Linked DNA regions of Homo sapiens: region 2 is linked to region 1. A link is an interaction called in ENCODE POLR2A ChIA-PET data of the cell type or tissue named here. Cell type or tissue: A673. All regions are shown on one strand. Each heading gives the region's core, and the rest is flanking DNA. Links, peaks and the distances in the headings are about the cores only.

What was found. Peaks named below come from ENCODE experiments on the same cell type or tissue, not always from the same donor. Only the 100,000 strongest peaks of a DNase experiment are listed, where the experiment ranks them.
Region 2: POLR2A ChIA-PET joins it to region 1 with 5 read pairs; 1 of 35 experiments calls an interaction of 5 or more read pairs at or near these places.

What each region holds. Positions count from the first base shown.
Region 1 is chr18:55,919,739-55,935,983 of GRCh38, forward strand. LINC01416 (long intergenic non-protein coding RNA 1416) reads right to left here and starts at 461. Exons shown (of 4, transcript NR_110755.1): 1 at 424-461. In A673, for the core only: no CTCF peak of the experiment used is centred there; DNase peaks (open chromatin) are centred at 8,353 and 8,763; H3K27ac peaks cover 829 bases.
Region 2 is chr18:56,293,494-56,309,738 of GRCh38, forward strand. No RefSeq gene overlaps it. Among named protein-coding and RNA genes, the nearest start is that of LINC03069, 110 kb to the left of the region's middle. In A673, for the core only: a CTCF peak has its summit at 5,648; a DNase peak (open chromatin) is centred at 6,888.

The DNA.
Region 1 (16,245 bases), core at 3,569-11,568:
AGAGACCGGGTTTCATTATGTTGGCCAGGATGATCTCAATCTCTTGACCTTGTGATCCGCCTGCCTTGGCCTCCCAAAGTGCTGGGATTACAGGCATGAGCCACCACGCCCAGCCTGAAATTTTCTTTAAAAAAAAAGACTTGAAAATAAAATTCCACTACAACTTGTCTCACATGAATAATTTTTGTCTTAAGATCTTAACCTAGATAAATCATTTCCTTAAATACTTCTTAAAGTGAGATGTTTAGTGCCTATCATGGTATATGTCTTAATTGAATCCCTCTCCAACTGCCTTTGTCCTCTTTAGGGATCTCTGCTCTCTCTTATTTGTTACTCATGTTTTTTTAATGTACTAATAACTGAAGCTATGTTCTGCCTTACCTCACCTGACACTGGAGAATGCCTGCATCAGCACATACTCACCTTTTTCCCATCTACAAAAGACAGCAGCTCTGTACACTGCAATTCCCTGTGATGTGCTCAAATTATAGGCTGTGTCACTAAGAGGCAAGTCAACCCTAGTCTCATAATGACACACCATTGTGTGTTGGCATTGTGGTTTAGAACTCTTCCCTGCCTGATCTTCCACCATGTCAGTCAATATTCATTAGCCAAATGTAAACTGAGTGTCTATTGTACACTCGATGGCAGGCAACAGATGATATTCATCTCCATGCTGGTAACACGGTAACATGGAGTCAAATAATATCTAGTGCCCACCATCAGAGAGTGTTAGGTAAAGACAGACACAGAAACAGTTGATCTTAGTGTCATGGTAGTGACATGCACAAATGTTATACAGTGTATGCTGTAATGCCTGGTTGAAAAGCTTCGCTGTAGAGATTAATGGGACTCTGCTGATCTGGCTGTTGAAATGTTCCTGGATCCTTTTGCTCTTCCTCATCCTTCCCTTTCACCTTGTATAGCTCAGTCCCAAAATTTACTGAGTCAAATGGTTTTCTGTCTTTAAACTCCAAATTCCACCCATCACTCTGGACAGTTGACTCATCTTATACTTTGCTAAACAATTCCAAGACTCCCTACCAAGATCCCATGCCTTTCCTTCTCTCTACACCCAATAATCTCTTGGACTTCAGCTATCTTCATATCCTTCAGGCCTCCACGGTAGGACATCTGCTCTTTCCAAGGCTAATTCCTACTGATTTCATTGAGTTCTGCCTCCTTCTCTAAAAGCTCACTGTTCAACTAACTCCCATCTCTCCAGTGTTGTCAATCAGTCTCTCTCTGTCACTTTTTTTTTAAACATGTATGTCTCCCTTAACCTAAAAATATCCTCTCATGTGCGGAGGGTTTTTTAAAACAATGATTTAGATTTTTTCTTCCCATCTTACTATGGCAGGTGCATATTATGCCTCTTAAAGGCTCCCAATGTTGTGCCCATACATGCATATTTTTTAAAGAAAAGATGAATAAATGAATTCCATAAGCTACCTGTAGTTACATAATAATGGTCTAGTGGTGATATAGTAAATAGTGTATAAATTTGGGGCTCAGTATTGTATTCTACATATCATATAAATGACCTTAGAAAAGTTACTTGAATTTTCTCTGCCACAATTTCCTCATCTGTGCAATAGGGATAATGACATTTATCTCACAGATATGTCCATGAAGATCAACTGAGATGACAGATCTAAATTACTTGACATAGTCTTTTTGTCACAGAGTGAATTCCCATAAATGCTAGTTCATGCTACTTGGATTTCAGGAAATAATAGTTCACATAGACTAAATAAAGGCCAAAGTTATAGTAGTTATAAAGCAGTTACAGAGACTACTCTGGCTAAAGTATCATATTTGTTTAAGATATTAGAGCAATACTGGTCAACACATAAGTGACCAATTTACATACAGATATATCATTTTAGCATATATTCAATGAAGTAACATTTTATAATACATTCTTTTGTCTGGGGATTCTTTTGTAGAAAGAGGCAGAGTGAATGATTGAAGCACATTGTTGTTTAATTGAAAATACTACTTTCACCTTATGCAAAACAGAGGCACATTAAATCACTACCTTCAAAAAATGTAAATTCCAGGTCAGTAGAGTCATTTGGGGACAATTGATGCTTTATAGGTCTGGATAAAGAGGAGATGTCTACTCCTATTTCCAGGAAAAATAACATTTCTAAAAGACTGCCATAAGCTCTCATCTGCAAAATTTCATCGATTTGGGACTTTGTCCTTAGGGTAAAAGTAGACTCTTGTTCTCTCTGTTAAGGTGATAACCAAAAAACAGTAGGCCCATATGAAAAGGAGGCATATTTAACATCTTAACAAAGTACATGGTTTTTAAGCAAGGGGCATTGTATATATTTTCATAAAACAACATATTTGCAATGGTAGCATAGGCAGGCATTCTTCAGGCCGAATCTCTATTTCCTTCTCTTACAGCCTTGATTCCCTCCAGGCAGCACATGGTTAAATACATTCCAGTTACTACAGGATTTTGAAACTTAAGAACAGGAAAGCAAAACGAGTAAGAAAGCAAATAAAGAAATACTCTATAAGTCAACCTTTCTTCTTCTATCTCTATACATCATTTCTCCCATACAACCATCTAAATTATTTTAGATTCAGTCAAGGTTAGACAACAAAGTTTAATGAGTCCTCTTGTGAATTGAAAAGTGCCTACCACTTAAATGTATTGAATCTCAGGGCTTCTGTCATTCCCTGATCTGGTCCATAATTGGCCAAAAAGAAATTATTGACACTAGTACTGAGGTCGTTTCTATAAAAATATGAAATCTTATGCATGTAATTTATGTTTGCACAAATCTACTTTTTTAAAAAAGTATCTTATTTATTTATTTTATGAAGAAATACCCACCACCAGAGAGGCAAATGACCTCTTTGTCGTCAAGTCTCACTATTCTCTGTAAAGTCTGTAATGCTTTCCTTGTATAGAATAAAGATCATAGACTTCAGGGAAACATGCTACGTCAATGAAGGCCTTTATTGTATTGTTTCTTTCCTTCTCTTTTGTTCCTTTCCATTTTTTAATATAAATTAACCCTCTCTTCCTTTATCTTGCATGTTTGGATTCTTAACTAGATCATTAACTTTTCAGAAGACAGAAGACAGCAGCCAATATCTACCTCTAACTGACATTCATTTACAGCAAAGACATACTCTGCAAAGAGCAAGACTCCAACACATTGATTCTGTCTCTTGTCTTTTCCATCTATATTGGAAACACCTACGTTTCACTTCTTATTTCTGGAGCCACATTGACTGTGGTCCTGTTGTGGATCTCTATGGATATAGGGGGAAGATATTTCTGAAAGTGATGGAGGGAGATGTCTCTGCCTATTCTTCCCATTAGCCTCCAGCATCACCTACCCCATATGATACAATGTGACATCCAAATGTCCTTGAGGGAACATCAAAATCTATAAAGGCTAGATGTGTGATAGAACATGAAACACAATGGTGTACAAAATGAGCTATACAAATTGTGAATTCAACATCACAATCTTTTGTTCCATTAAAAAATGCTAATTTTTCTTCAAGATAGGGATTACAAATAAAGGTTTATACCATCTTGTGGCAAGTCTACTGCTACTACATAGACCAGCGGTCTCCAACATTTTTGGCACCAGTGACTGGTTTTGTGGAAGACAATTTTTCCACAGACCAGGGTGGGGGATGGTTTTGAGATGATTCAAGCACATTACATGTATTGTACACTTTATTTCTATTATTAGTACATTGTAATAAATAATGAAATAATTACACAACTCACCATAATGTAGAATCAGTGGGAGCCCTGAGCTTGTTTTCCTGCAACTAGACGGTTCCATCTGGGGGTGATGGGAGACAGTGACAGATCATCAGGCATTAGATTCTCATAAGGAGCATGCAGCCTAGATCCTTCCCATGTGCAGTTCAAAACAGGGTTTGTGCTCCTATGAGAATCTAATGCTGCCACTGATCTGACGGAGGCAGAGCTCAGGCTGTAATGCCAGTGATGGGGAGCAGCTGTAAATACAGGTGAAGCTTTGCTCGCTTGCCCACTACTCACCTCCTGCTGTGTAGCCCAGTTCCTAACAGGCCACAGACCAGCACTGGTCCATGATCCAGGGGTTGGGGACCCCTGACATAGACTGTTTCTTTGCCTCCTCCCAGCCATTTCAGCCATGCTATGTCCCTGTGTAAGATAAATGATTTTAGATAGTAACAAGATTATTTTTTAATTTTCCAGAAAAAAGCATCATCCTCATTTCCCATTTCTTTGTTAATCAGGCAGTGAATAACCTGTGGAAAGATTATGCCAATAAGTGACTCTACTAGATCAAGAATTAAATTTTTTTTCCCTTAATAAGCAATTGGGTCTTAGTAAATTCACAAACTGGAATCAAATATCATGGCAAGTTGCTAGCATACTTTACGGTTTATTCATTATTTAATACATCTCATCGAATTTTGGAGCTGGGAGAGAGTTTGAGAAGTCTAGTGAAGTCTTCTGGCCTCAGGGAAGACACTCAGAAATAATTTCAAACATAGGAAGACAAATAATTGCTGATGTGACTCTGCATGGGCTAAAATGGCAAGCACATGGCACTCCAGCCCAGTCAACCTCATAGATACCTGTTCTTTCCTCCCCATCACTATGTACATTTCAACCTATTTTAGAAGGAAATTTATTTCATTTCCTTCTAAAGGAATGTATTTCTTTTTACAAAGCTTTTCTTTGATGTTTCAACATATTGTTTTCTTCCAGATTAAAAAAAAGTTTCATCTTTGTAAATTGTAGGGCCTTTTTACTTGCCTTTCTGTTGTTACCCTTCTCTTAACTATAAATGCTTTGTTTATTTGCATTTGTCTTCATAGTTTGTTTGCTTGGCCTGGTCCTTCTACGAGTTATTTAAAAATATATTGATTTTGAAATATTACTTCTACTCCTTAAAAAAAAAGTAATGCAATCACATTCAGGAAGGCATAAAAAATGGAGAAGAAAAATAAAATTAGCAAGGGTCTCACCATGGTAGGAAAATCCCTGCTATTGTTCCGATATACTCCTTTCCTGTCTTTTTACCAATACAAAATTTTGTATTGCTTATAGTCAGAATTTTTCTGCTCTTTACAGTCTGTATTATAGCAAAAGCATTTTTAAGTTTTTGTTAGTCTTCATAATCATCAAATTTTAAATCATCTCGTTGAACAGCTTTAACATTCTTCTATTTTATGACATTTAAGCGCTGTTTCTATATTTTGTGATTCTACATAATGCTGTAATGAACAATCCTATACATTTACTTAAGATTATTTCCTTAGAATCAGTTTCTCAAGATATTTGCATATCTTGATAATTTGCAAATATCAAGATATTTGCATATAAAATGCATAAATATTTGAGGATTTTAATATGCATTGCCAAATTTCTTTGTAAAAGATTTGTATCCATTCAGATACAATTCAGAGTGAAACAACAATATTTGGAACTATACATTTCTTCTGACCCTCACCATCAAAGTCTATTATACGCTTTTAAAAATTGAAATTTAACAGACCAAAACAATGCATCATTTTTAAAAGTTTAGATTTCTTTTGTTTGTAGTAAGAATAAATATTTTTCGTTATAACTCTTTTCCTTTGTGAATTATCTTTTCTCTGTATTTGTCTATCTATTGACTAGTCATTTTAGGCATTTAAAAATATCTGCTTTCAGTTTTTTAAGAAACCTGAAATGCAGGTACCAGGTCTTATAACTTGAATGCATCTGGTTTTTTCCCCCTATTTTTCAACTTCCACCATGTCCCCTAATTTTAGTTTACTGTAATTCGAAATATTCATTCTGATTTTCAAGACAGCACAGTTTTTCTCTTTTTAAGGAGCTTTACTTCTTTCATGATTTCACTTTGCTGATTTAGTCTCATGTAGTAATTTTGGGTTTTGGCATTATTCTTCAGAAACTTGGCCTGTTGTAGTTCTCATCCACAGTATAGTGCTTGCTCGAGTCTAGGATCACCTCCTAATTAGTTTAACCATGGATTGCCAATCTAGAGTGGCCTGCCAGTCTGATTTCTGTCCCCACTCGTTAATGGAAAGCCCTTTAAGACTGTATAGAATTTAAAAACCTTGTAATTTAGCAGATTTCCTCTTCGTCCCATGACACATCCTCCAGAGTGTTGGGATGATAAAATAATAGGAAGAGCACAAGGCTGGTGAACGTGATTTTGTTTTCTTGGCCACAGACTTTTCATTCCCAAGGTATAACACTCATGTCTGTTAGCTAAGCTCTGGAAAGAAATAATCAGAAACAGGTGATGGCCTCGAAAACATCATGGAATCAGTTCCTGAGCAATTGACTGCTCTCCAAAATGATGCCCGGGGCATGTTTAAGGGAAATTCAAAAGAGTATAAATGTGGCAAGCAGTTCCAAGTCATGTCTGGGGCAAAAGAGGTATCACAGTGCGATATAGAATATTGATTAGGGTGAGCAACAGAACAGGATCTGTGATTTCAAGACTTGCAGGTCATATTGGTATGACAGCCTCCTAACTTCTTAAGCTAGGGTTGTATTATTCTCTACCCTTTGGTCAGTCTCCTAAGAGATGGTCACTGTTTTCTTTTATCCACTTTAAACATGTAAGACGCAACAGGGTTGAGGAGAGAGTGTGGGCTTTGTGACCAAACAGACCTGTATATTCATGAGCAAATGACTTAATGTGTTTAAGACTCAACATCTTCAACTGTAAAATGGAAACATTAGAAATATACTTGTCCAGGTTATTGTGAACATTAGAAGTAGTGTGTAAAATGTCTGGCTCAGATCTTAGCAAATGGTGGGTTTCCATAAATGATATTCTGGCTGCTGTTGCTGTTTTTATTAGTGTATAGGGTTAATCTTGAGCTGTGACCTTGTTATACATCAGAAATTACCCTTTGGAGAGCTGAGCTGAGATCCAAGTGTGTAGAAACTGCTAATTCATACTGCAGTGCTTTTGGCTGGGAGTGGGAAAAAATATTAATCATTCCCACATCAGTGCTGCTTTCTTCAGGGAAAAAATACTTTTGGGTTTTTTTGTATTTTCACTGTATTATATTTTTGCAGGATGTGTAACGTTGATTATAGTAGAAAGGGGAAAGAGAAATTTGCAATATTGCTATTTAGCTATTTGCGGGAGTTAAGAAGGCACAGTGACGGTTTCATTAACCTTTGTACTCCCTGGAAATCATGATAGTGCTATCCGTAATCCAAAAAGTGATACACAGTATCATTTAGCTAAAGGAAATATTCATTTACCATCTATAAACTAGATCTACCCTAAGGATCAAAGTCTTATTTATTAAATTAGAAAACAGACTTGAAAAAGTACTTAAATTCATGATCAAATTCCCCTCCCCACTACTTGGCTAACTTTTAAAATAAATAGAATGCACTAGGAAAGTAATAAGAAAGAAAAGTCATGGATCAATGATTTCAGCCTGATAGTGTAGGCCCCCATATAAAGGGAATGTTCAAACATCCCTTGCCATCACCTCTAAAGATATAAAGCACTGCAAGAAATTCCAGTCGACAATGACTGAAAATAGATTGGCAACCATAAATTAAAATTAAGGAGTTTAAATATGATTTAAAATCATTTAATCTTGATGATTTATGCTGGTTCTCAGAGGCAATTGTTGACTAACACTTATGTTTATTGCTCTTTTGACTTTTTTAAATTACGGTAAACCCAAAATTCAATTATACTCTCTAGTATATATTTCGAGCAATAGTATTGTAAATAAAAAGATAGCCAATTAATAATGTGCCTAGTCTAGCAAAGCTAAATCAAGTATAATACAAAACATGGTGTAACTTGATAGAAATTTGAAAGCTGCAGAAAAGATCCCGTCTGCTTATGCTGGAAAATCTGAAGGTTGGAAATGATGATCACTTTTTCTTTTTAAAAAATTGAAGAGCTCTTTAATAAATGACTTCTAACAGGTTATATAAGTTATAACTTTCTAAGTTTAGAGGTGATTAAAAATATATATATTTGAAAACTGCAACTTTCTAATCAATAATCAAGTTGTGATTTTTAAGCAAAACTCTATTGTTTTGTGGGCTTATCTCCTTTAACATCTCCCACTGGCATATGCTTTGAGAATGATATAGGCCGATCCAGCTGTGTTTTGGGTTCCTTAAACATCTCACACTATTCCTCAAATGTTTGGGGTTTGAGAAAACCCCAAATGCATTTGGCCAAGCACATTTTCTCTTGATTTTTAAACACATGTGGGTTTTATGAGAAATTTAATCCATGTGTTTTTGATTCCTTTACACTTAACTCATCAAAATGTTGTTGTGTAAGGTCTCTTTGATGTCCAAGAAGCTTTTGGAGTTTCTGCTTTTTTTTTTTTTTTTAATGGGATACTTTAATCCTTTTTTCTTAGAAACAGGAAGTTGCACGATGCCAAGAAAAAATAAATGCCTACAAAATACGGTGGTGTTTGAGCATTTTAAAACCCTAGGGTTCAATTTGGTTCAGAATTTGACTGACATAAGTCTCCTGGTCATTAATTTCTTGTTAAATTTGTTGCTTCTTGGAGGTTTTTGAAACAATAAAAAGTTATGTTTTGCTTCAGGAGAAAAGATAAAGGTGGTAAAAAATCACAGAGGGTTTTTAAATGGATGGTGACATACTATAAATGAAGTTAGCATTTTAACCTCTCTGTGTCTACTAAAAGAGGCTCTGTAAATTGAGGATTAAGTATGCCTTGCTCTATATGCCACATCCGGGCCTGGAGAAAGGGTTACAGTGAAAGGAAAAACTCACTCAAAATGTCAAAATAGGGTTGAGCTTAGCTTTCCCAAATGTTGGGAAACAAGTGCATGAGCTTTAATAGCATTTGTAATTCAATGTGTCACAAAGAAATTAGAAAAATGTCACATATACATATATAAATGGGGGGTTATAAAATGAGAAGTGTGTGGACAAAGGAAGGCGTCATGGTGGATTTCTGTGAAATAATAATAATTGTACTTGCCTTCTAGAATGGCCATGAAGTTTAAATTAGTTAATGCCTATAGCATACTTAAGACAGTGCCTGGCACATTGTAGGTGCTCAGTAGGTACGGCTAATTTTATTGTTCAGAGTCAGACTAAATCTAGGTTTGATTCCAGCTCCAGGAGTTATTGTAACCTTGAACAAGTCCCTTCTTTCCTCAACCTCAGTGTCCTCCTCTTTCAGAAGTCCTCTAAGAATTACTGTGAGGTTTATGCGAACATGATATAGCACCTAGGGGTCTTTTATGCATGAATACATGAAATATCACCTGTTTTCTTATGAGGAAGGAATAAGCCCAAAGTCACAGAATTGTGAATCATTGACCAAGGGTTTGAACTCAGTTCTTCTGTTACATAGTCCATGTTCATGCTATTGCTTTTTAAGAAAACAGGTAACACCTCATAAAAATAGAAAGAAAGATCAAGAAATAGAAAGCTGATGGTTTTGCAAGAACTGTCAGGGGCCAATACCTTAATATAAGACCTGCCATTACTTCTTTCTTTGAGGGTCATCCATTTGAAATGTGACAGTCTTTCCAGAATCATGAAGTTAGACCATGTTGAAGCAAAGAAAAGAGTTGTGTTTATGAAAGACAATTTTTCTGGTGACATGGTCTCCATTTTGCCAGTTCTGAGCCTAGACAAGCTGGAACAGAAAGCCTAGGAGTCTTTTTCTGGGTTCTCTTAGTTTGCTCCCTCTTTTGTAAAGCTCATATTTGAGATTAGATGTTAGAATTTAATGCTAGGGGCAAGGAGGACAGATAGACACTATTATTATAGAGACCTTGTTATCTCTCCAATAATATTGTGAAATTGAGGAAATACGTCTCATTAAAATCATTAGCTTCAGCCCATTCTATTAACATCATCAGAATTCGTCTACCAATTAAAATGACAAAAATTTTATCTTACAACGTCTGGAAGTTATCACAAATCATCAGTGCCTCCAGTTCACTGATCCAGGAGACTGGAATAGCAGTGGAGGTCAACAAATACCTAAATAATTTGTGTATTTTACTAGTTACCTGCCTATGAGGTAGATAAGAATTAGCTAAGATTACCTGCCTATCAGATAACTAAGAAATACACAACTCGTTTAGCTATAATCAATTTGTTAAGTAAACAGAGCGGGAAATACTGGCATTTCACATCTCTATGGCCAATTTAAGATCAACCAGATATGAAATTAATAATGTAAATTGATGAGAATTTTTTCTCAAACTACAAAATTATTACTTTGTATTGTACTTTCAAAAACATCTTTTGGGCAAAGTGAGTGGGCCTGTATTATGTTTTATTGGGAAGAAATCTATGCTTATGTTGCGTTTTTGCTTATACTTTGCACAAATCCGTAGACAAAACGATAGTATTATTTTCATTGTAGGTTCCATGAATGATAATGTGGAAGAATAACGTACTATAAATTATTGATAAACAATATGATAGATCGTAGATTTTCAACCAAATTCTCACACTGTTAGCCGTATTTGCTATTTATATATTTATTTAAATAATAGCAACTTTTATTGAACAATTGACATTTAACAGGTACTGTTCTTGGTATATTACAGAAATTAATTCATTAAATCTGCACATGTGGATATTATTATTATTTTCATTTTACAGATGAACATTAACAAAATAGAGTTGCAGGTTAAATTACTTGCCCAAGATTACTCAGCTGGTAAGTGGCAGTGCCTGGAATACAAAGCTTTTACCTAACATATGGATTATTTGAAAGGGTCACCCATTCTATGACTCTTGGGTTATAAGCATAGCTTTCCTCCTTCGCATAGGTTGGCCCTCCATGGATATATGGTATAGAGTCCTTGGGGTAGTGTCTGTGTTTATTTAATCTTTGTGTCACCAAAGGACTAAGCAAGTTTCTTGTCCACAGCTGTTAGTAAGTACCAAATCTCACTTTCTTTTTTTTCAAATGAAAATGTGTCTCTACATTCAGTAAATCTGACCATAAAGAGTGTTTTGCAGAAACATGATGTCCACAGATTTTAATAAGTCATTGAGAGGGTCAAAAGAGCAGACCATTGTCAGCCATCTGGGAGAGGGAGCAAAGAATTCTTCTAAGGTTTGTGCCCAGGGAAAGCCTGGACAGCATGCCTTGGAAATGAATGAATAAACTGAGCCCAGAGCCTTGAATTACGTGGTACTGCAACTTTTCATGATGCTTCTCATCATACTTCTAACCAAACAAACCAAAGATGCAAGTCCTCTCCAGAAAGCCTTACTACAGTATTGAAAACTCAACTCCAGACTCAGTTAAAAAAAAGGCAAGAGAAAAAAAACTAAGGCAACAGGAAGACTAGGTAATTGTCATGCTTCATGGTATAGAAAGCCTTAGAACTTATTTAGTGGTTAATTTCTTTCACTACACTTTTTATTTTGAATAATTTTAGATTTATAGGAAAGTTGCTAAGATAGTATAGACAGCTGCTGTATACCCTTCACCTAGTGTTCCCTAATGCTTAAAATCTTATGTAACCATGATTGGTAAAGTTGTCAAAAGCTAAGACATTGACATTGGTACAATACTTCTGTGGTTTGGATCTTTGTCTCCTCCAAACCTCATGTTGAAATTTGATCTGCAGTGTTGGAGGTGGAGCCTATAAGGGAAGTGTTTGGGTTATGCAGATGAATCCTTCATAAATAGATTAATGCCCTACCTACGTGGAGGTAGGGGTGAGTGAGTTTTCACTCTATTAGTTCCCAAGGGAGCTGATTGTTAAAAAGAGCCTGGCACCTTCCACTCCTCATTCTTTCCTCCCTCTCACCCTGTGATCTCTGCACACTCTGGCTCTCCTTCACTTTCTGCCAGGGGTGGAAGTAGCTTGAGGCCTTCACCAGATAACCAATCTTGAACATTTCTAGACATCAAAATCATGACCCAAATAAATCTTCTTTTCTTTATAAATTACTCAGTCTCAAGTATTCCTTTATAGCAACACCAAATGGATTAAGACAAATACTATGTACTTAACTACAGACTTTATTTGGTTTTCACCCGTTTTCCCACTCATATCCTTTTTTGGTTCCTGGTCTAATACAGGAGACCACACAGCACTTACCTATCTCATCTTCTAGTCTTCTCTAACCTGTGACATTTTGTGCATCTTTTCTTTTTCATCAGTTGCGTCAACTTTTAAATAAACGGGAGTTCTTAGATTAAACTGTTTTATGTGTATGTGTATGTGTGTGCATATACACAGAATGGTCAGGGATAGTTCTCTGGAGGTGACACTGAAGCAGAGACCTAAGTTTAAATGAGAAGAACCAAAGGATGAAAAGATCTAGGAAAGAATTCCAAGTACAGTGGGCAGCAAATACAAAGGCCCTAAGGCTGGAAGGCAGGAAGAAGTGTGATGTGTTCAAGAGTCATGGAAATCCAGGATGGCTGGAGTGGAGTGGCAAGAGGGTAAATGATGGGGAAGAGATTGAAGAGGTTCAACAGGTAGCTAGGGCCATATCTTGTATGGCTTGGAGACCATGGTGCAAATGTAATATTGGTAAAATGATAGAGGCAGGAGGCAGAAAAATTCTAGGTAGACAGGGACGGGTCCGTGGCAAAACCCCGTCTTCAAGCCCCAAAACCTGAAACCTGTGGCTCAAAGTGAGAAGTTCTATCTCTGTTCCCTCATTCAAATGTTGCCTTTTCCTGAACTACCCAGGGCCCGCCTACCCCATCCTGTGCCTATAAAGACCCCAAACTCAGCTGGCAGAGAGGAGAAGCAGCCAGACATTGGGAAGAAGCAGTTGAACATTAAAGAGAGGAAGCTTGAGTTCGGAAGAGAGAGGCAGATAGGCAGCTTGACTTCAGGGGAGAGCGACCTTCCCTTCCCATCCTCTTTCCAGCTCCCTTCACCACTGATAGCCATTTTTATCACTGGACAATATTCTTCACATTCACCATCCTTCCATTTGTCCATATGACCTCATTCCTCTTGGGCACTGGACAAGAATTCAGGACACACTGGGTGCAGGTCACCAAAAAGGCTGTCACCCTGCCTTTGCCCTTGCTGGCAGAAGGCAGCCACCCCATGTGACAAGGCAGGGGGCCCACTGAGTTGATAACACACTGCTCTCTGCAAACAGCAGAGATAAGAGAGCACTGTAACATGCCCTCTGGGCCTTGGGGTCAGAGGCATCCCTGCCTGGACACTGCTGTGGGGCCTGCGTAGTGTTTACACCTACAGGTGCCAAAGTTCCTGCACTCTCTCACTCCAGTTCCTGCACTCATTTGCTCACATGCTCCCTCCCATGAGGGGTAGACAGAGGCAGGCTGAGTAAATGAGGCACCCCTGTTGCTAGTCCCACAAAGGGTCAAGAAAATATCTTGCATCAATATCTTTTCCAGAAGATTCCCTTTGTGCCTTTTACAATAGAAAAAAATAATTCTCCAAAAATTAACTGTAGGTGGAATTAAACCGTGACTACACATATTTAGATATTTCTCTGACCACCAGTACCAATCCATGCTCATTCTTGAGAAGTTAAACAGATACCTGGCTGCCTTCTGAGACTGTCCAGCAATACTTGCTTTTCCATGTGAGGACCCATCTGAACAAGCTAAAAGGAGTAGCCAATATTGTATAGCTCTCTAGGTACTTGATGATCTATTAGCTGTTACATCTTTCATTCCCCCTAGAAACCATTTCTCCACCTTAATCTACCTCCACCTCCATTGCTCCACCAATCAAATTTATGCAAGTTACCAAATATGATAACATTAAAGTGAATCATATAATTATTTTCATGATCTGAAGAAAAGATTGTATCCTTGTAAGAGAAGGGTAAGAAAGTATATAGTCTCAGAATGATTATTTTCTCTCCAAATTCCTTCCTTAAAGTGGCTTGTGCAATCTCTTGATTTTCTTCTGTTGAGCTATACAGTTCATCATCTGAACACCACTCTGTCATTGGACCCTTGTCTTATATATGATAGACAACAAAAGAGTGGTTTGTGAGCCATCGGTGTTGTTGCTTCTGCAAAAGCTGTTGTATAAATAAAATTGGAAAATTTCAAAAGCAATAAGTAAAACTTCAGCCACCTCTCTCAATAGAGCTCTTCAAATCTTCTGTCATCCACAAAAATAAAGGGTATAAATTGGAATTGATTTTTTATGAAGCCTTCATAAAAATAAATATAAACATTTAGAAACATCTGTTGGATGGCTCAAGAATTGTATTTTTATTATTTTTGAAAGAGTTCACCTTTAAAGATCTGGGACCAATTAAATCTGACAATGTATAAAATCAATCAGACATATAGATACACAAAATGGGAAAGGATCATCACAAATGTGCTTTTCTTGTTGATCTTAGGCAACTTCAGCTTTTCACTGCATAGCACAGTAGGTACTACCATGGGCTTTAGAGATATACAGTCCTGGTTTTACCTCCTGGATCTGCCACTTATTCGCTCTGTGACCTTGGATAAGTTACTGAAACGTTTCTAATCTTCAGTTTATAGATTTTTAAAATGGAAATAATAATATTTCTACCATCTAGAATGATTGTGAAGATTAAATGAGATAATTTACATCAAGGGTTTAACATATTTTAAATGAGTTTAACTCATTTTAAATGGTCAATAAAAGTTAACTATTAACATTATTATTATTAATAAAATCAAATATTTATGGTCCTTATTATGTTAAATGCAATATTGCAAGAACTGTAAAGTATTCAGCATAGTTTCCTTCTAGAGAACTGAGACCTTGTCACAAGCAAGGTTTACTATAAGTAGAAGATCTAATAACAAAAATAAAAGGAATTTAGAAAGGAAATTGATGATTAATTGTCAAGGAGCTATAGGGTCAAAAAGGAGACCTCTAAAAGTAAAGATATTCGGGATTCAGAAAGGTTGGGGGGAAAGGAGAGGTATTCTATTATTGTGCTTAAAGACTACACAGTTGCAAATTACATATTAAAGATTGTATTAATAGAAAACAGTTATTGTTAAATGAATAGTTATAGTGAATAAAAGTAAGATTTTGATAAGAGATAAATATGGAAATGATTAACAGCAGTTAACTAGATTAATTAATGTCAATTAAATATACTGAATTCACTGAAGCCTTTACATAAATCAGAACTCTTTTTTTTTTCATGAGAAATTCTTGTAATGGGTTGGAGTGTTTTTGTTAGACTTGATTGCTCCTTTCACTCAGCAACTCTGATCTTGTTGAGCAGTTGTGATAAGGCCAGCTGCATCTGAAATGAGCATGTATCAGTATTGTAACACCTTTAGGTCTATCACCCCTACAAAACCCTTGTCACTTTAGTTTAATTGCAAATTCCCTGGAGAGCCTCCTCTAATGACCCATTTACATTAAAGCTTTTAAATTAGATTTCAATCTTAATTTCACTTGAAATGTTACCCTGGAGTAATCATTCCATTATAAATCATTTTATTTGATTTTATGGAATCCCTCAATTACAAGAGAAGTATTGAAATAAAGTGCAGCTATATTGAGACAAGCAGAGAGACAAAAGCAGAGTCTGTTTGACTTTGGGAAAATGTTATCAGTCAGGGCAAATCTTAGTCATTTATAAGTCACACAATGTCTTACAGTACTGAACTGTGGGATATTTTGTACCAGAGATAATTGGAGTAGTCTGACAGTTTGAATGGATATTAAGGCTTTAAACTTGTGCAGGAAGCATAGAAGAATGCCAAGATCATTCCAGATCAAGGCAGGATGCTTATGTCCTTTCTGGACAAATTGCTGACCCCAAGAGGCCATCTTTAAGACAGAGTGGCATTTCAGAAATTACCTTCCTCTTTAAGTCTGTATTCAATTTATATATATATGTGCTATTGAGTTTCCTTTGATTGACAGCTCCTGTAGTACATATTATTTAGGCTTCACTCTCCGCATGGCAACTTTCCTATACACTTAACATGAGAACTTTCTCACAAGGTCTTTTTTACCTACTTTAGAATGGGTCAAGATGCTTTTTGTTATTTAAAACTATGCCACAATACATTCTTCAGTTAACAGATATAAAAAGGAAAAGAAGGAAAGACAGACAGGACTTTTAATATGGATAAGTAGTAAACAAGTGTTAGAATTGGAAGGGACTGCAAACACAAAAGTCCAACCACCAAATTTTAGAAGAGGTTGCTGAAACTTAGAGTTAAGTTACTTATTCCCTTTGGCTTCAGTAACAATTCTAATTACTAGCAGAGCAAGAAGCATTAACT
Region 2 (16,245 bases), core at 3,606-11,605, 370 kb after region 1:
ATGTAGAGTCCGCAACATGGAAGATATACCTAAGGGATTCCATCCCCCTCATTTCCTACCATTCTGCCTTTTCCAAAACTTACTCTAGTTCAATTAATGCAGCAAGTAGGAACTGTTTCTCTAGCCCAGGTATGCAAGAAACAGGCCTGTCCAAATTTTCATACAAGCCCCTTTTCTTAGGGAATCCAGGTTTTCCCTCCTTTTTTCCCAAGTTTCTAAGCTTCTATAGGGTGAGTACCTGAAAAATCTGATCGTTTTTACATTTTATCTGCTCCCCACGTATGTAAGGAACCTATTCTGTGCCTTTATGGATCCCCTAAAGCACCAGACTCATAGCAGACAATGAAACTGATCTCTACTGAACGAAATTATAGCATTACTCTTCCTTCATAAAATCTTGCCCTCCACTGAAGGCTTTGCACTTAGTAATTTTGCAAGGCTTCTGGGCCAACACTTAGGATATTCATCACCTGGGGATCCTGTTAAATTCCAATTCTAATTCAATGGGCCTGAGCTTCAGCATTTATTTCTAACAAGCCCCCAAGTGATACCAATGCTGCTGGTCCATGGATCACACGTTGAGTAACAGAGATTTGCATGCTATCATGTTCTATCTCTCCTGAGATATGGCTTCTCTATTATTTGGGGAATTAAAAAAAATCATTTACTTACATAATTTAAGAATATTAGCTCTTTGAAAGCAAATAATATGTCTTTCACACCCTTGCATCTCCATGTAAAGGTTAGCTACTCAGTAACTGATAGTTTATTCCAATTGATTTGCTGACCATGTGTTCCATGCTATTTTTAAGCCCTTAACTGGCTCTCAGCTATCCTCAGAATTCAGTGCAAAAACCTTAGATCATGCCAAACATGATCATGCCAAAAACCTGAGCCTGTTCACCCTCCAGTCTGACCTCCTGCTGCAAGCCCACGTCCAGCCTTGTGTCCCTGCCATCATATGTGGGAGCCTCTCTCATTCAGACGGGGGCTCCAGGGTAAGGGTCTGACAATTATGGAAGATATGGCTCATGTAGGACTCTGAGGAGTTATAGGAAGGATGGAAAATATGTCCAACTTCATTTCTTTGCCCTCAGCTTCTAGTCTGGATAAAGGGTTATCTGTAACTGAGACACAGGCATAACCTCTCTAAGCCTCAGAAGCAATGGGAAGCTGAGCCCTGAACCACGAGGACTGGGTAGGCATTTTCCCCATTCTTGAGGTCCTTTATTCTCTCTTCCCCAATTTGCTTCATCTGTGTGCCCGCTAATTTTTGCTTTGGTTTTGTTCTTCCATCCTGTGGTCTAATTTCTAATTACTTTTCTCCCCTTATGTTTTCATCTTCAATAATTGTGGGTTTTTCTCTCAGCATATCCATTTTTGGCCTTTGTTTCTCTTCCTGCATTACTTTCTCTTTTAAGATTTCCGTTCCTATCTCTTGTAAGTGGCTTTCCTTTTGCCTCCTGTGTGCAACTGCCCTTGTGGTAATCTGGCGCATGGTTGACAAAGGCCAGCTTCCCTTTGCTGACGGGCCAAGGTGTGTTCTTAGAATTTGGCTTTTGGGTTTATTCCCCTTGTACCAGCTAACATTCTATAAAATTGGATTTTGCAATTTCATGGCCTCCCCCATGCACACCATTGAGCATGTCTTTATCTCTTTCTCCATCTTAATTAAAGCCTGTTACACTCACATGCACAAATTAAAATGAATTTTACATACATTCTCTTCATAGTTGCTGGCGATTTGCATGTGAGCCTGGAAGTGAATGCCGTAGCGGAGGACATTACAGCCTGCAGCTGCTACCTGCTCCAGACACCTACATGGAGTTTGCTGACAGGCAGCCCAAGTGGTCTCAAGGCTGGAATCCTGACAAGCACCGCACCTGCTAAGGGAATTGATTTGATCAGAGCTTGTTTAGAGGCAAAGTGACAATAATGAAGATCTCTTCCCTTATCAGGTTACAGATTGCTCTCCCATAAGCCACCGGAAATCTAAAGACTCATCAGAAACTTAAGGGAAATTCTCACCCAGCTGCTTTCTCTCCTAAATGACTTGTCTACTGTTAGACTGATGGCTTAGGGCTTGGCATGAGGATTTCATCCAGATGTGGTGGGCTTCAGGCCCCAGCACATTCTTCCGTTTAAGTGGTGGCCTGAAACCTGCCATTGGAAGACATGAGGCGAGAATGTTTCCAAGCTCTTCAGAAGATATTAGCATATTGCTCAAATGTCCTTTTGGGCAGATTTTTGTGTTCCTTATGCGTTAGATTAGCATGCTAAGAATATGCTTTCTCATGAAGACTGAGAAGAGTTGACACCTTAGACAGGAATGGCCAGGCTCTGTTAAAGAAAGATGTTTGATGAGGTAGCTCAGCATATTAGCCTGGTTCCCAATCACAGGCCCAAATAAATAAGATGGAACCCAAAGGAATTCGGCTGTTGTCTGCCAAGCAGTTTGTCAAGGCAGCAAGCTTTATTTTTCAACCACACTGTCCTCAGGTAGAGACCATGATGCTTAGTGCATGCACCATTGACCTGCAAGTGTGAGAAAACGGGGAAACATCTAGGCAAAACTGGGAAGATTGCTAGATTCAAGGGGAAGGACAGTAGGAGGAAATGCCACCATTCCTCTAGAATTTGGATGCTTGCTGTGGACTATCACTTTGGAAAGAATCTTGACAATTGTATTAATTTTATAATAGTTTTCTGATGCATTAAAACCACCTTATAATTCAACACACCACTTGCATGTAGAAATTAAAATGTATTGATCCACAACTTTCTTCATGTTTCAGTTTAAGAGTGATTAAAGGAAGGAGCTGCATTTTTTTCTTTTATATCACTTTCCTGCAAAACGGGGAGAAAACAAACACAGGTGCTTTAAAATTTTCAAGGTGCAAACTAAATTACACGATGCCCAGGAGTGTGCAGTAGCATTTCTTTGTTTGAGCATGGAATAAAAGACAGATAATTAGGAAATTGGGAGTCTATTAATTTTCCAAATTTACTCATGCAAGAACCACTGAGCTATGGTGATATTTGCTTACCTCGTCATTATGCAAAAATATATTAGCTAATTATTTTGACTAATGCAATTAAGATATGCATATTTAGCATAAACCATACAATAGAAATGTTACAGTCAGCAATTGCTGAGTTGCGCTCATGGGTAACAGAGAGGCAAAAGTCCCTGCTCAGTCTCCAATGGTAAGCCACAAGATTGCTACAACTCTGCCTGCACTGTTATTATTAGTTTGGTTGCAGTAATTAATTTTCTTTACAGCATGACTAGGTGGCACAGCTAGCAGTGGTATTAATTTTTGTTATGAGACACCTGAAGATGTCAGCTTTTGAGCAGCAATGTTTGCACCTTTAATTGCCTTAATCAGTGGAAATGCAGTATCTTTTTCAGGGATCCAATTAAGAACGCTATTGTTATTTTTCTTTTCTCTCTAACCCTTACTAATGAATACAGGAGCTAGTAAAAGTTAAGGTGATTGCAGTAACTAAGAGGGGCATCTTCTGTTCTTAATCCAGGGAACCCACTGAGCCTTGAGCTCCTGAAAGAGAGAGCAAGGCTTTCGCGGAAACTTGTTGGGCTCCATCATCCCATAAACCCTTGCAACTCAAAGTGTGGCTAGTGGACCAGGCTGGGCCCACCTTCAGACCCTCTGAATCAGAATCCGCATCTTAATAAGATGCCCAGGTGATTAGCATGCTGTAGAAAGAGATTAAGATTTTTCTCAGCTCTCATTGTACCCTGGGTCAGCTGAGGATACCAGAAAAATGAAACAGGAAAGATGCCAGAATGAAAAGGCAAAGAGAGGAAAAGGTTTGGGAAAACAGTATAATGAGGATGGGGCCCCTACCTCACAGATTTGCTCAGAGTTGGGCCCCACAAGAGTCTCTTCCTGGGCTCTGGCATGATCTTGTCTAAGAATGTCAGCCAAGGCTTCCTAACTGTATACCCCCAACTCATGCCTCATGGCACATTCTCCACAAACTCCACCAGTCGGACCTAGATCTCTGGCTGCTCTTTGCTTCTTTCTCCCTTTGTTCTTGCACATCAAGAGTTACATGGGTCATGTTTGTTACAGTCTCTGTGTTACCAAGATTTTTACTTCCAAGAACGTTTCTGTCTAACTGGCCTAGAACTTATCTTGACTGGCTCTTCTCTCTCTGTCCACCCACATTTCATGGCATCTTATCCTACTAGAAAACACTACAGGGATCTTTTATCTCCACTCCTGGCCATAAGCTGGCTCTTCAGGTTACAAACAGGTACACCTGAAATCAAGGCCCTTTCATTTGTATCTCCATCCCATGTTCAGCTCCTGAAATTTTGTGTCCGCAGAGTCAAGCTAGGCTTATTAGCTTCTAAAATTTCTTAGGCCAGCACAGCTTAGGAATAGATGAGATGGTCATTAGCAACAGTGGAAGACAGATGCCTTTGCCAGTAGAAACAGCAGGACTGGCCAGGCGCAGTGGCTCATGCCTGTAATCCCAGCACTTTGGGAGGCCGAGGTGGGTGGATAACGAGGTCAGGAGATCGAGACCATCCTGGCTAACACGGTGAAACCCCGTCTCTACTAAAAATACAAAAACAAAATTAGCCAGGTGTGGTGGCATGCGCCTGTAGTCCCAGCTACTCTGGAGGCTGAGGCAGGAGAATGGCGTGAACCTTGGAGGTGGAGCTTGCAGTGAGCCAAGATTGCACCACTGCACTCCAGCCTGGGCAACAGAGCCAGACTCTGTCTCAAAAAAAAAAAAAAAAGAAAAGAAAAGAAAAGAAAAAGAAACAGCAGGACCAACAACTGAAACAGAAGCACTCTAACTTAGAGTATAGAAATGATTACCTTAGAAGCTCCTGTAGGGGCTGAATTGTGTGCTCTCAAAAAATTCATGTTGAATTCTTAATCCAAGTACCTCAGAATGTCTCTTTATTTGAGACAGGTTCTTTACAGAGATGATTCAGTTGAAATGAGCTCATTAGGGTGGTCCCTAATCCAATATGACTGACTGGTGTCCTAACAAGAGGAAGTTTGAACACAGGCAAGTACAAGACAAGGGTGGACATGATGGGAAACACAGGGAGAAGAGGACAGCCATCTATAAGCCAAGGAGAGAGGCCTGGAGCAGATCCTTCCCTTACAGCCCACAGAAGGAACCAAACTTGCTGACACCTTCATCTTAGATTTCTGTCCCCTAGAACTGTGAGACCATGAGTGTATAAATTTGTTTAAGCCATCCAATCATGGCACTTTGTTAAGTGGGACTTAGAAACTCATACAGCTCCTTAAAAAAAAAACAAACATAAAATTTTGTCCATATATTTATCCCCTGATGGCATCTAACATCACAGCAGGTGTCACATAGTAGTTGCTCAATAAATATTCATTGAGTGAGTGAATAGATGAATAAATGGACACATGAATGAATGAATGATTTAAAGAACCATTCTCAGGTCTTTAAGTTAAGATCTGTCTTCTTTATTTGCGCCTGATTCTGTGGAATTTCTGTGATATGTGCCTTTCATTCCAAGGGGAAATGAAAGTTGATCCTTGAGCAAACACCCTAGAGAAAAGCACTGGTAGCCTTGGGCTTCTCTTTCCAGCCACAAGGGGCTTTTAGTTGGTCCTTCAAGGAGTTTCCAATGTCTCAAAGAGCATGAGTCAGCAGGGTGGCACACATATTTGTTTTCACATATTAGTCATATATTTGATAGAGTGTACAGCAAATGTATGTGATAACATAAAATATATTTTAAAATTACAAATTTGGACAGCTGTCATGACATTTGAAAGAGTACTTTAAAAATACTGCTACATCCATTTTTAAATGCCATGCCAAATGGCTAAATTTGTCAGCCTTTCCATATTTTTTATATTTGCTTGTTTGTTTTGATTTTTGAAAAGGAACTCACCAGGTAATTTCTGGGCAGCTGGTCAATAGTCATGAAAACCCTGCTTTGTAAAAGTTAAATAAAAAGTGAGTCTAAAATGAACCCTGCCCAACTCCACCCAGCGTGTCCTATTTAACAGACTACTTTGGGCAAAACGGCCAAGAAACTATCAGGAACTAAGTGGGAGATTTAGCAAACTTGAGGTTGGCAGAACAACGAGAAAGCACAATTTGGGGTTCAGGAATTGGCATTTCAAACCCTGTGTGCTTGTAATGAAGTTGACACATGCCCCATCCAAGGGAGGGACAGGGCTGCTTTGCTCCTGTCAATTTTTGCCGTGAAGAAGTACAGACCCAGACAAGGAAACCCAAAAATGCAAACTTTGAAAAAAAGTCCCATATTTTCAATTATAAATTTTTAAGAACACTGCACAAAGCCAAATGAAGCATGTCAAGAGGCCACATGTGGCCTATCACCTGTCATTTTTCAACCTTTGTACTACTCTATGTTCAAAAATATTTCAGGCCAAAGAGAAACCATACTGGTTTCTCACCACATACCTATTCTAAGGAATTTGGCTTTTGGAGCTTAGATGTGAAACTCCCTTATAAACTTATTACTTACACACACACACACACACACACACACACACGTATTTACTTGATATTATATACATATAAATGTATTTAAACAGTAAAATTGCCATAGTAGGAGAAACAAACATTGGCACAGATAATCTGCCATATTATGGGATTTTGTTTATTGTTGGTTTTTACCAGCAATTGCAAGATGTGTCTTTCTGATTTTATTCAGATCAAATGAAAGTCTTTAAATTGGTTTGCTTTGTCTGAGCTTCTAAGAGCAGAGAGGGAGGAGTTGAAGTCCACATGTGTGATGGTGGCAGAAGGAAGATTGCCCAGAACAGGAAATTTGCCTCGGATCACCAAGTGTCAACGGTAGAGTGGCAGCGTTAAGTTGTCCTTTGGAATTGAGCTAATCCTTAAACTTAGTGCATATCCAAAACATTAGCTATCTGCTGTCAGGCCTTTATGTGCCACATGCTGAGTTAATTAACACAGAGACACTTGATACTGGAACCCTCCAGAGGGGAAAACAGAAAGCAGCCCAGGCCTGAGAACAGACAGAGCCCTTGGGGGGATGGAAAACACGGGGGTCTGTTCAGGTTTTATTTCTTTCTGCTCTTGTGATACAAGGTCAATGGGTTAGTCAATCCCATTTCTGTTCCATTATTGTCTGTTGTAATTCCCAGGAAGACATCTTCTATGAATAATGAAGCCTTACTGCATTCTGAAAATTAAACATCAAAACTACCAACATTCCCTCCATGATGGTCAAAGAGAAAAGTTCGATGGAAAACCGACTTGCCCTATAAGACAGCAGCTCTCTCTTTAGAACCCATTACAAAAACAATGAGAGCAGTTTCTGCTCAAAATTTCATTCTTATAAATGTATTTATGTAGATCTATTTACATAATTCCATGGAAAACACACCCAACGTTTTCTATTTTTACACTGTGGTGAATGTGTGTGCACACACAAAGATTTCTTGTAGTCTTAGGGGCTAGATAATAGAGAAAAACATTCTATCATTCATCCACTTCTAGAATGCTGCAGGCAGGGTCTGTCTTGGAGGCTCATGCCTAGGAGTCATGGCGTAGTGTGGGATGAAATATCTTTACAGGAAAGACAAGTGGAGACTAATGGCAAGTACTTTAGTAATACTATGAAGGCAAAGAAACCTCGTCTTGACTAGCTAGTAGCAATGGGAATGGAGAAGAGGGGAATAGAAAGAGGATACCCTAAATGAGAAAGAAATAAGACTTAGAAAACAACAAAATACAAAGCCAATGTGTCGCTGAGGTTTCAGGCATGGATGCTGAGGATGTCAGTGCTGGGAGAGAGGGAGCAAGAGTGGCTGGTGGAAAAGAGATGGTCTCCCATGGTGGTTGGTCACCAGCTTTGGAATAAGACTAACAACTCTTGTTAGACATGCAACCCCAGGGAATTCCTTACACTCTTTAAACTGCTGATTCCTTAACTATATATACTATAAATGATGACATCTTCACAGGGTGGTCATAGAAGGATGAAAAGAGGAAAAGAACATATCAGAGGCACTAGAGTATAGCACTAAACAGCATTGATGGGAGTCGACAAATTTCTTTCCCCTTAATAATCATGTAGCCTTGGGAAAGTTATTCAGGGTCTCCAGGCCTCACTTTCCCCTTGTGTGAAATGAAAATGATAATAACAGTGCCTACTTCATTAGTTCGTTGTGGGGATGAAATAAGACAATATATGTAAATCACTCTAAACAGCGATTGGTATGTAGCAACTACTCAGCATGCATTAGCTATTATGAGGTAGCGTGCTTAGCACAGTACCTGGGACAAAATAAGAGCTCAATGAACAATAGTATGATCGTGCTGATGCTGACGGTGTACGTGGTTTTGACAAATAGAGCTGTAACAGGACATCAGGAAGAAAAAGGCCACTCAACCGAGATATGGAAATGAGGAAAGAGCCTCAGAATAGCAATGACAAACAACGTCCCATCCCATCCAGAGGCCTCCCAGTTCGGGAGACACAATTTGGATGGCCACACTTGTGCCATCACCCTCAGCCTTGGCACTTCTCAGACACAGGCTACAGACTGGGCATCCTAGAAACACATGAAGCACCACGGTGCAATAATGGAGAAGCAGCTCAGACTCCCCGCCACCTGCCCTGCGTGACATCACGGTGCTCACCTCTCCGCAGCCTTTCCTACAACTCACCCCACAACACCCCGTCATTGCTACTGCCATGATTTTGGCTAATTTTGCATTAGCCATGTGGACTGTCGGATGGTTTCTGCTGTATTTTGTTGCCCTTTCAAATATTTCTTAAATAGAAGATTGTACCATCTGGTGGGCAATCTGCCTGTGTGCTATCTCACCTATCCCAGCGTGGATTCCAGTCCTATTAGGGAAGGAGCGAGGGAGAGAGGAGAAGCTGTTTGCTAGCGAGCTGCCTCTGTCCGCCGGCAGCCCACTGTCACGGGTCTCCTCCCTCTCTCCTTGTGGCCTGGTTCTGCGTGCACAGCAGTCAGTTTCTGTTGCTGAGTATGTTTCTCCCACTCACTCCACACCCTGGCTATTACTCATGGGGCTGCAGGGAGCAGATGCCTCCATAGATAGACCTCTCCGACCTGTGCTGACATTTTACCTACCTAAGCATGGAATGGTGGTGCTGCTGCACTTCCAAAGTGGGAGGGAGAGTGGCCAGGACTCAGTTAAACTCCACACGCCTCCCTACATCTCTCCCTTACATCACACATCTCTACTCCACCAAGTCAAAAAATTGATTGAATGTGCTCAGAATTCTAATGGTACCTAAAGAATGAAAACACCCACAGGTATTTTATGAAAAAAAATATAGGGGTGTGTGTGTGTGTTTTTTATATATATATATCCCATACAATTTACAGAACTTAACAGAGGCTTACAGCATATTTAGCTTTTATTCTACCACAGGGAAGGGAACACCAATTGTGCATGGGGAAAATGCAGATTTGATGTTTTGGGTTTAGAAGATGATGCTATTAACAGTCACATCAAGATGTCAGAACATTATCTGGCAAACTTTTTTGGTGGGAACAAAAACAACTTCCTGCTTTTTTCCATCTGGGGGTGAGTAATAGGCTCATGGCAAATCTCAAATAATTGTCAAGTATGGCAATTGTTGAGTGGTCACCAATGGGAAAGCTATACCCCGGAGGCCTAGGGTTGGACTCCGCCCCTCCCTTCTACTACATGCGTGACCTTGGGCAAATTACATAACCTCAGTTTTCTCATCTGTAAAATGAGTGTAATAAGTAATCGTACCTACCTGACAGAGTTGTTTGATTCAAAAATCCTTATAGAGCTGCATCTATGCCAGAAACTCTTCTGAGTACCTTACAAATCAGCCAAATAGCTCCCCCTTCTCCTAAATGGAATCCTGGCACAGGCCCAGGGCCCATTCTGGAGAATGAGAGAAAGAAAGAAACTAAGAAAAAGTGACATCCAGAGAAAGCAAAAGGTCCAAAATAGCACAGAGGGAAAAAAGAGCAACCCATGGAATTATAATTAATCAGTTGGCCAATCATTCAAGTATCTCTGCAGAAGAGGTTCCCCTCGGTGGCAGACACTGTTGGTCCCTGTCTGTGTGCCCTCACCCCTAGCACTTCAGTGCAGTCCAGGCTGATTTCTAGCTGCCAACTCCTGGATTCTTTTATCAGGCCTTTTGGTGACACTATAGCCATTTTGCCTGCCCTTGCAGATGTCTGCAAGACCTAAGGAACCAACAACCCCAGGAGTGTGCTAACCAATGAGAGGCAGGATTTGGTGATTAAATACCAAGGGCACTCTCATTTCACTGACAGGTTAACTTTGAAAAATGTGTTTTTCACTGGCTCCCAGAGTTAACTGCTCCAGGTATACACAGTGGTACCTGGCTCAATAACACACCATCTATAATGCATCCTGTACTGGCTGCCTTCTTTTTATGTCTCGCCTTTGTGCTCTACTACCTTCACATCCCAAATAAATGACTTGCATGTGAATCCTTGACTCAGAGTTTAATTCTGTGGGAACTCAGAATAAGACACCCCTAACCCAATGGATAACTAATATTGGGCCAGATTGCTCTCAAATGCCAAATGTCAGAAAACCATAGTGCAACATTTCTGAATGTTTGAAGAGAATGATTTGGGACCCACGAATTTAATTTTCAGCCAAGATGTCATTCGCACGTGACAATAACAGAAATTCATTCCCAACTAAGATCTTTAAAGAGGTGAATCAAAAAAACTAAAAAATGAGGAATCTGTGATATTTGATGATTTCTAATCCTAACCAGACACCCTTCTCACTGTTCACATTTTTACTAATACTTTCTCATCTGGGAAATTTTTAAAAATCATTTTTCTTATGCTTCATGTTTTTGAACCCATTGTTCAAAGAATGACCTCCAGATTGGAATTCCTCATTTGAGCAGGTTGTGATGGTAATAAAAATAGGTGACCTATAACAAATGCTAAGAGCTAGTCACTGTGCTAAGGTGCTTCAAATGCAGTATCTCACTTAATTCTCACAATGATTTGATGAAGTGAATAGTAGTAATATCCCAAAGCAGGAAATGGAGTCACACACACATTAATTTCCCCAAGATGAAACAGCCTACAAGTGGCTAAATGAATTCAGACACTGCAGCCTGGCTTCACGATTCCTTCCCTTAATCATTATGCTCACCTATTATGATCCTTTAGGGGAATTCTCAAATAAAAGCTCCAGTTTACTCTCCTATTCTATCATGGAACATTACAAACGAGGACTGTGTTGGGGACCAGAAGATATTAGCAATTGTTTACCCCCATCTTTCATTTAAGTACTTCTAATACAATATAGGGGGAAGTTTGTGTTGACCAAAAAGATGATCTTATGCTGGGTTATAAGCTCTTTTCAAGAGGAACCTGAAAATGGCAGCCAGGCAGATGAGTGGCTCTCACTCTGGAACAGTGCTGTCCAATTGAACTTTCTGTGATGATAAAAATGTTCTAAGTCTACGCTGTCCACATGTACTGTTGAGTGCTTGAAATGTGCCTAGTGAAAACTGCAGACTTGAATGTTTAATTTACATAATTTTACTTGATAAAATTTAAATGCAAGAAGCACCATGTGGCTGAGGACGAGCAGTGTACACCACACAGCACAGCTCTAGAACCCTGAGGCTCAGGAAGGGCTTCCAAGCCCATCACCAGCATCCTCAATTTGCATGGCATCAACTACAGAAACTCTGACAGTAACAAAAGAGTGGGGCAGAAAAGTTGTTCCAACAATCATGAAATAGGAGGTGGACCCTCTCCAAAGTGCTTATGGCTTTTAGGAAACACACCCACACACTCCTGTCTCACCGATTTTCATAACTTTTCTCCCAAGATGATACTAGTGCTACCAGTAATATCTCTGGAAATGCCCCCAATGCAATGGTTTCCAAGCCACATTCTTCACCCTAGAGCCTGCCACAGTGTTTCAGAGGCTCTACAAACATTTAATTTGAATTGCACTTTTAAATATGTTTAGCCACTCTTAAACAGTAAACTAAAACATTCAAGTGATGTGAACAAATTTGATACTTCTACCTATAGCCTGATGCTATCAGGTTAATTTGTTTTTATGCCAACTTTATAGACCCTCTTCTGTGGTCATCTCCTGGGCAATGGAGAATATTCTAAAGTTACAAAGTAAAATGTCATTACAAAACAAAAACCTTACCATTTCCCTCTACTTACATGTATGAATCAGAATTTTCTCCATACTTTGTAACCAAAACAAACAAAAAAACATAAGTAGAGAGGGAGGAATTGGGTAATGAGGCTCTTATAATGTGGCAGCAGTTATCACAATTTCAACTTTTTTGTGCAACCAAACATCCTGAGAATTCTCTTTGAGTGCCTTTTAAATAAATTAATTTTAAAATTATACTTGCATAATTTGTAAATTACAAAACAAATTTGAGGTATTCAAATGTTGCTTTTGCTACTTTGTATACTTATGTGCCAAGTAATGTTTTATTTGGAAAATAAAATGTTTCATTGCTTAACGAAAGAGTTTGAAAACCAATAGGTATAAAGATGAGGTGTCCAGTAAATGCTAAGTGGACCACCTCACTTCTCTATTGAAGGATTCTTTCCATTCACCCCTCTTGAGGTATGTCTGTCCTGGTTGAGGTAGGATAGAGAAGTGATAATATATTAAATTTCAACCCCACTAGGAGACAGGCCATGTGATACTAATTAGCAACATCTTGTCAGTGATGCTGAATCCAAGCATGGAGGACTTTATTTGACCTTATAAAGAGTCTGACTGTGTGTGGCCATTCAGCATCTTCAGGAAGGGTGCATCTTAAATACTAGCAGACTATTACTAAAAATCAACAGCACCCACCCCATGGACAGAGTGCCGAAATGCCTGTGAGTTGTTGCTAGGAGAAGGACTTTGTCTAACGATGCCTCTCTCTCATCCTGCTTATTTCTACTTCCTTACCTTTAGAACTAATTTTCCTCTCGGGACCATACCCAATTTCAGTGCCTGCCTGAAATTTTTACATTGATGAATAACTGTGACAATTGTTGTTGCATTTTTAAACATACACAAAAAGTGAGGCCAGCAACATTGAGACTGCAGTTGGATATCAATATTTTAAAGTACTACACGTTCCAACCGGGACTTCATCTGGTGGATGTCTGTGAAAATCAAGAACTGATTGGAAAATGCCACTGGTAAAGAACTTGAGAGTGAGGATCCAGAAGGATGCAATAGAGACCCCCAGGAGGGAAATACACTTAACTATGGTTCATCTGTGTGAGCAAACCCTCCAACAGGATTATTTCTTCTGCTTATTTGATCCTTGTCCACACTTGCTTATTGTAGGATAATTTCTCTAACCACCTTTTCTCCCACAACGCCCTGAAAAAAAAGAAAAAGGGAAAAAAGCCTGCTTTATTTTACAGCTAATTTGCTGTAAGCACATAGCCCAGCTGCTCACAATGAAGTAAAAGAGGAAATGGGAACAGAGGGAACCTTCTAATGAAGGAGGGTGGGGGAGCAGCAAGGAGATGGAAGAATAGGCTAGGTGCTATTTGTATGATTAAAGGCAAGCAAAAAAACAGGCATAAGCAGATATGTTCATCTTGAGCCTAGGAAGAGAGAAAATAAAAAATAAAAATTACTGAAGAGCAAATAATTTGTTCAATATGGTGTTTTAACTGGCCAAAAGAAATCTCTCCCACCTTTCTGTTATATGAAGTTGTGTTTCGGATGTTGCTCTTGAATGTGTGTTATTATTGGTCCATTGTTTGTAGACAGGAGATAATTCTAAAATCAGATATTAAAATTTGCAATTCTGTAAGGAAGGAAAGTACAGAGAGGTGGATTTGATTGATACAATGCAGAAAGATTTAAATGAAATAATTTAGGGACCATTGGGAAAATGGCATCCTAAATTTCTGTGTTAGCAGGCTGCAAGCTTCGTTCTTACAAAATATTTATTTTTAAAAAATAGTAATGATCACATTCTTTATTGCATCCTCCATCCTCTCCTCTTTCTGCCAACTCAGCATTCACACCCTCCCCATCAGCAAGACCTCCCCTGACTCTTTCCCCTGGAGACCACATCAGAAGGGATCATGTTTTATACTTGTGTACTTTTTCAAGCTGCAGAATATGATATTCATATGGAAATGAATTTTCTGAAATTTTAGCCCTCGTTCTTTAATAGTGTAACCCGTTGTGGGGGGAGGGGAAGGACAGCTTATGAGCCAGAGGAGAAAATAAATAGGTTTAATATTCAGCTTTATATAAATGTACTGAATTGGTCTGTATGATAATAGTGCCAAAATAATTAATTTGAGTCTGGCCCTTCTCATTTGTTAGGGAGAGCAGGTTGCTGTGGTCTAAGGCCTCTGTGAAACCATAAAAGAATCGGCCCATCATCACTTTCAGCTCAGGGCTCCTCTTGTGTCTTCCCCTGGTGAAGGCTGAGGCCTCATTTCCTCTGGCCCAGCTGGGGGTTCTGTTTGGCTGGCCTCAGAATCCTCATTCTGAGAATTGTTTCAGCACCAAGGGAGCTTCTTGTCCCACCTCATATCCTGTAGCATTTTTTTTTTTTTTTTTTTGCCTGCTGATCTTCAGAAGAAACTAACATTTGTAGTTGCTATTTGATCACAGTGAAAAGGAATTCCTCATGCCTAGGTTTTAATTCCACTTAGTAACCTGGAATAATGTTTTAAACCTCATGGTTGCTGACAACTCTTGCAGAACACTAGTGAACAGAGCACTCACCTTGGCACAACGAGATAAGAAAAAGTCCCCTGAAATCTGAAAATAAATAATAGAAAACTAACATGGACTCTATAAAACTAATACAGCTTTGGGCAGCCTACATGCCCAAATAGACACTCGCAAATCGGCATACAGGACATCCCTAGATCCAAGTCCAGGAATGAGAAAATAATACAATAATTTTTAAAAAGCCAAAAATATACTTCTCTTAGATTTGAAAAACTTTGAGCTTTCACAATGGAAATTTATTTTTAAAGAACAGTCATTGATGGAGAAGAGGGAAAGACTAAAACTTGTTTTGGAGCTTAATAAAATGTAGATGGGGGGTCAGGAGAAGGATAAGTTATTCTGTTTTTTTAGTTTGCTGTCTATAATTTTCTTGTTTTGTTTCTTTTCTTTTCTTTTTTCTTTTCTTTTTTTCTTTTTTTTGAGACGGAGTTTCTCTCTGTTGCCCAGGCTGCAGTGAAGTGACACAATCTCAGCTCACTGCAACCTCTGCCTCCAGGTTTCAAGTGATTCCCTTGCCTCAGCCTCCTGAGTAGCTGGGACTACAGGTGCCAGCCACCACATTCAGCTGATTTTTGTGTTTTTGGTAGAGATGAGGTTTCACCATGTTGGCCAGGCTGGTCCCAAACTCTTGACCTCAGGTGATCCACCCGACTCGGACTCCCAAAGTGCTAGGATTACAGGCGTGAGCCACTGCACCTGGCTGCTGTCTAATTTTCTCAGCACTCGGGCACCTGAAACTCTCTCAGTGTACTTGCCCAAATGGTAATGGACCCCTTCTATATACATGAGCAGGAGAGCTGGAAAAATGCTACAATCTAATAAGGAAGGGGACAACAGAGCACTAGATAACTGTGAAAGGAATGAGGAATTGCTCTCTGTAATATCAGGGAGTGATCTCTAGGATATATTTTATTGAGTGAAAAAAGTTAAGTGAAGAAAAGGGCAGTTGGCGACTGTGTATCTAAGTAATGGGAAGAGGAAATGTAGCTATAAATAACTATACAGTCATGCATCACTTGATGACAGAGATGTGTTCTGAGAAACACATCATAGGCTATTTTGTCGTTGTGTGAACATCATAGAGTACACTTACACAAACCTAGATGGTATATATCTTTTTATGTGTATATATTTTTTCATATGGAAATCCAAATGTACTAGCACAATGGTGCTGAATATCAGTTATTTCCCCTAGCAATGCCAATATCAAGTGCCATGTATCAACTTGTTACATGTGTTCCCTTATACTCTTACGGGACTACCATCATATATGCAGTCCACTGTTGACCTCAACGCCATTATTCAGGACATGAGATTAATAAATGTACATATATGTGTAAATAAATATTATTGTCATCAGAGGTGATTTTGCCTCCCAGGGGATATTTGGCAATGTCTGGAGGCATTTTGAATTATCACCACTAAGGGAAGATACCTTAGTTGTGATAC